2 separate regions of the Homo sapiens genome follow, and region 1 is linked to region 2. A link is a contact called in ENCODE Hi-C or POLR2A ChIA-PET data. All regions are on one chromosome and are shown on one strand. The core of a region is the stretch at or near the end of the contact, and the rest is flanking DNA. Distances in the headings are between cores, read along the strand shown.

Region 1 (2,700 bases), core at 171-2,670, 510 kb after region 2:
ACTGTTGGGAGGCATTCTTAACCATCCACTCTGTGCCGTATGTAGTGGGGTCTGGTCATTCTGTTGGAGGAGACAGACCAGTGACGACATTTGAAATGCTTGGTGGATGTCTTAGGCCTGTTACGATGACTGAGCACTGTGGGGGCAGGAGACAGAAAGTCAGTGTCTCCTAGTTCTGTGCTGCTTTAACGTGCATAGAAATCAGCTGCGGATTCAGCAGATCACTCCTTTTCTGACAGATGGGCCTGCTTACTCTGATGTTATATCAGAAAGCTCTGAATCTGGGAATTGTGTCCCCTGAATTGGAGTAACAGAAATGCTTAGATGATGAGTGTTTAAAAGAAATAAACCAAAGGTAAATTTAGTTTGGAATTCAGCAAGCGTCTTCATTCAGCCCTCTGAGGGCAAACTACAGCTTTTTGTAAATGTAGGTAAATTCTGTGACTGTTTCGTGACCCCCTCTGATCCAGTTTTCCTTTATAACCTTCTGTATTGTTCCTTCTATTATCCTGAAATAACATTAATAGATTAGGCTGGGCGTGGTGGCTCATGCCTATAATCCCAGCACCTTGGGAAGCCAAGGCGGGCAGATCACCTGAGGCCAGGACTTCGAGACCAGCCTGGCCAACATGATGAAATGCTGTCTCTACTGAAAATAACAAAAATTAGCCGAGCATGGTGACAGGTGCCTGTAGTCCCTGCTACTCAGAAGGCTGAGGCGGGAGAATCGCTTGAACCTAGGAGGAAAAGGTTGCAGTGAGCTGAGATCGCGCCACTGCACTCTAGCCTGGGTGACAGAGTGAGACTCCATCTCAAAAAAAAAAAAAAAAAAAAAAAATTAATGGATCAATGGATTTTTAACCTAATAATTAAATTTCAAAAAATATCGTTCTTTAATGGTAATGTAAAGGTAAAATTAAGATAATATGTAACAAGCATGTGAGTGTCTAAGGTGTCCCCGTGGTGGAAGGAAAAAATAAATCCCCATAAGTGTCCAAGATGCCCATAGAGAGCAGAGCTGTTCTGGTTTAAACCCCTGCTCTTAGCACTGTGTTTTTCCAGCTGTGGGTGGTGGGGGATGAGTATCTTTTTATTTCCATGAGATGAGAAAAATGAATTACTAGAAGTGTGAAATACAAAACACAGCTGCTCTTTTTTTAGCCATAGACTCAGCAGCCATAAAATTGCTGTATCCAGTTGCAGAAATTCCTGCTGCTTACTCTTGACCCTCTCTCGGTTTGTGTGCATCTCCTCTCAGGCTGGCTCCCAGATGGGAGCTGGCTCCAGGCGACACTGGGTGCTCTGCTCCAGGAGGTCCTTATGTGGGTCCTGCCCTAGCCTAGCCCCTCTCTTATGGACTCTGTCACTGTGGGTTTATGATTCACTCTCAATCTGTCTTACCTCTTGGTGAACTGTTAGAGTCCTGCCTATACTTTGGCGCTTGTGGGTGTGTTGTGGTACACATGATGTGTTGGTCACTTCCCAGCTCATCTTGTTCTGAGTCACCCTAGATTTGGGACATTCATTCGCCACCAGTACCGGGCGGTGTATGGCCTGAGATTTGGGGGGGCTTGTGCTGCTACAAATTGGGGCTGAATTTGAGTTGACAGTGGACCTTCTTTATGTCTACTGCTCATATTTGAATTGCAAATACTGCCTCTTCTCTTTCAGAGGCTCATTACCCTATAGCTGTATTATTGCAAAGTGCACAATTACAGCTTGAGTGTAAGTCACACTGCGCTGGCAGGACGGCCCACTGAGAAAGGGCACGTTTCCTGTTCGTTAGTTTTCACATTGACACATAATTTACAATACAGTAAAATGTACTTTTCTATCAACTGTAGTCAGTAACAGCCCCCCTCCCCCAACCACATCAAGATATAGAGGAGTGCTGTCACTTCAAACAGTTCCCTCTTCCTCTGCCACATCCTGCCCCTCCCCAGGTCTAACCACCAATCCGTGCTCTGTCCCTCTGTTCAGCCCATTGCAGAAGGCCATAGAAATAGAATCTATAGGCTAGGTGTGGTGGCTCATGCCTGTAATCCCAGTATTTTGAGAGGCTGAAGTGGGAGGATGACTTGAGGCTGGGAGTTCAAGACTAGCCTGGGCTGCCTAGCAAGACCCCATCTCCAGAAAAAAAAAATTTAAAAATTACAATCACGTCCCTGTAGTTCAGCTGCTTGGGAGGCTGAGGCAGGAGGATCACTTGAGCTCAGGAGTTAGAGGTTACAGTGAGCTATGATCGTGCCACTGTGCTCCAGCCTAGGTGACACAGCAAGACGTTGTCTCTGGGGAAAAAAGAAAGAAACGGAACCACGCGGTGTGCAGCCTTCTGAGTCTGGCCCCTTTCGGTGAGCAGTGTCTAAAGTTCTGTCGCGTGTTGCCCACGCGTCGGTGGCTCGCTCCTTGCAACTGCTGAGCATTGTATGGCTAGGCTGTAGTTTGTTTTCACTTCACCAGTTGGGAAACAGAGAAAAGGCACTTTTTAAAAAGTTTAAATCTGTAGAATTTTGGTTTTTACCAGTTCTCTTCTAAATCCTGAGGGATTACAGGAAAAGTTGTTGTATTTCAGAATATTCTTAGCTTGATGTGACCTCTGTCCCCGTTAAGGCCCTTTGCCGCAATGGGAAGGACGTCGCTCGGTCAGACCCTGAAGGTCAGAGGGGCAGTTTGGGAGTGTGTCAACATTTTAACTGTATG
Region 2 (2,700 bases), core at 165-2,664:
CTCCTTTGCAGAAATTCTGTACTAGGTTGAATTCGGGGTATATTCCACTTCTAGGGTATATCCATTGTAAAGAAACAAAGAAAAATATATGCCCAAAGATTTAGCCATAATGATTTTTTTTCTTCATTTTTTACTTTGTGGTTTTTAAGGTAACTGGTAAATCAGCAGTGAGGTATTCCTACTGAATACCCATTGGTAGGAGGTTGTTAACCATGGTGTATCCATATGGTGGAACATTGTAGCCAGCGACAGCAGCGTTGTGTGTGTGCAGTTGGGTTTCTCTTGTTTGAATACAGAGGGCGTTGGTACACACACATACTTGTCCATCTTTCCAGAGCTGTGATTTAATTTATACAACCAATTATCACCCACTGTTTAAGAGGGATGGGTGACAGGAATAGCAGGGGCTTATAGTTGTTCTTTTTCTGCTTTAGCTCTGTTTGCATTTCCTAAAATGTTCACATGTTTTTATAGCAAGAAATTTGGCAGTAGGATTCAGGGCTTTTTTTGGCACCAAAAAGGAAACCCACAAATGGATGGAAAGATACTACAGACACATTTATTGACATGAAAAGATATTCACACCATGTTAAATAACAGGTAGAGGCCAAGCATAGTGGCTTATGCCTGTAATAGCAGCACTTTGGGAGGCTAAGGGAGGATCTCTTGAGCCCAGGAATTGAAGACCAGCTTGGGCGACACAGGAGACCCTGTCTCTACAAAAGATAAAGAAAATTAGCTGAGTGTGACAGCACACCCCTGCTTGAGCTCAGGAGGTCAAGGCTGCAGTGAGCTATGATCGCACCACTGCACTCCAACCTGGGTGACAGAGCAAGACCTTGTCTCAAAAATAAATAAATAAATAAATAAATAAAATACATTAATCAGGATTTGTAATTGTTTCCTTTTCAGTTTAAAAAATCCACTTATGTGCATAGCTATACATGCTTTATCAGGTTTTTCATGAATATGTAAAATTTGAGAGTAGGTATCAAAATGCCACTTTTGGGTGACTTGCTGATAGGTTTTTCTCTTTTTCTGCTGGTTGTTGTATTTCCTTATTTTTCACAACAAATATATACTACTTGAGTAATAAAACAGTTTATTTTTGGAGGTGTGGTCTGAAATTTATTATATTCAAAATTTTTAAAACTTAAGCATAACTTTGTTGTTTTTCTCAGCCTCCAGCTGCACCAACAAGTAGAAATTATGCAGAAATGAGGGAAAAGCTTCGCTTACGGCTGACCAAGAGGAAAGAGGAGCAACCTAAAAAAATGGACCAGATCTCAGAAAGGGAAAGCGTCGTTGACCATCGGAGGGTGGAGGATTTGTTGCAGTTTATAAATAGCTCCGAAACCAAACCAGTGAGCAGCACGCGTGCAGCGAAGCGAGCAAGGCATAAGCAAAGGAAGGCAAGTGACAGTTCTCAGCACCTGGAGGCGCCAGGTCTGAGGGCATTTGAAGGTGCCGTGCCACGCCAGTCTCTAGGCAGGGCTGAGCCACAGGAGGTCGGGGCTCTGACGTGTGTTCACTTGCCCACAACTTTGTTCTGAGAGCCAGCCTGTCTCTGGTGGCCTGAACTGGAGACTGGTAAAAAACTTAACTTTGTGTTTTCGGGAAATTACTTCCCCTTTTGTAGAATGGGTTTGTTCTTGTGCTGGCCATCATGAGGGCAGCAGCAGACACTCCAGCTTTATCTGCTGGAGAACCTTCTTTTCGAAGAAAGGAGCCGTCAACTGTAGAGATGATAGAAGAAAGGCCCAGGTGGGCTTTTGGGGCCTGTGGGTTCAGAAGTGTCTTTGATATGAGACTGGGGCGGGGCACTTGGCACAGGGAAGTCTTCTGGACTCAGGTCTGAGCATGTCCCCCATGCTGCTCTTGTCCCACTGCTGTTCCAGATGAAGACCAGCACATGGCATTGATTAGAGGGGAGGAAAATAAGTCTTCATGGGAAGACATGAGCAGTTCCCTCCTTACCAGAGGGCATGGTGTGTCACAAAAAGCAAATGTCAAATACAAAAAACGTTAGCCAGTCATGGTGGTGTACGCCTGTAGTCCCAGCTACTCAGGAGGCTCAGGTGGGAGGATCACTTGAACCTCAGAGGTGGAGGTTGCAGTGAGCCGAGATTATGCCACTGCCCTCCAGCCTGGGTGACAGAGTGAGACTGTCTCAAAAAAAAAGACAACTTTTTTCTCTTGGAGGATTGTCTAAATGCCCCTATGCTGGAGCAGTTCCAAAGAGCCTTCTGGTTTCAGCTCCCTAAAAGTGTCAGGCTCCAAGAACCAGACCTCAGTGAGCAGATGTGGGCTGCATGCAGAGGGAACTTGTAGGTTCCTGGGGTTCTGACAGTAGGACAGTGGTCTTGGGAAGAGGCCAGGTTTCTGTCTGCAGCATGGTCAGGCAAAAAGGTGAGGAAGAGGACGATCCCACAGTGGACCAGAGGGTGGGCCCGATGTCCTGTGTTGTTACTTGTATCTTAGCTGTTGTGATTGTTCTACCCTCAAGAGCTCTGCTCATACCTCGCAGTCCTACAGTAGATTTAGACTGACTATTGGGCCTGATTGGGAGGCTTTGGGGGAGAAGCCTTGTCCCGTGCCCCAGAAGACTAGAGACTGCTGGAGTGCAGAGAACACAGTGTGTCCTCCATTCAGGAGCGTCCAGCATCGGGGTACCCACGATGGTCCAAGGCCCTGAGACGT

Evidence for each region. A loop is a pair of places that touch in the nucleus more often than their neighbours do. ChIA-PET counts read pairs that join two places held with the same protein, here RNA polymerase II (POLR2A). Pooled maps may share reads with other maps.
Region 1: a pooled map shows a loop between it and region 2 (4-fold over the local background). The contact joins two enhancer-like sites. A Hi-C loop is called at or near these places in 1 of 50 pooled maps. POLR2A ChIA-PET finds 5 or more read pairs at or near these places in 2 of 52 experiments (Panc1 and activated T-cell).

Annotation. Positions count from the first base shown.
Region 1 is chr4:3,200,716-3,203,415 of GRCh38, forward strand. All of the region lies in intron 41 of HTT (huntingtin), which reads left to right. Among named protein-coding and RNA genes, the nearest start is that of MSANTD1, 47 kb to the right of the region's middle. RefSeq lists a silencer at 2,342-2,441. Within about 2 kb of position 1,421, at least 15 of the 41 ENCODE cell types and tissues checked have a DNase peak (open chromatin) inside an H3K27ac peak, as active enhancers do.
Region 2 is chr4:2,695,182-2,697,881 of GRCh38, forward strand. It overlaps FAM193A (family with sequence similarity 193 member A), which reads left to right. Exons shown (of 21, transcript NM_001366318.2): 18 at 1,182-1,412. Among named protein-coding and RNA genes, the nearest start is that of TNIP2, 60 kb to the right of the region's middle. RefSeq lists enhancers at 815-874, 1,574-1,923. Within about 2 kb of position 1,415, at least 4 of the 41 ENCODE cell types and tissues checked have a DNase peak (open chromatin) inside an H3K27ac peak, as active enhancers do.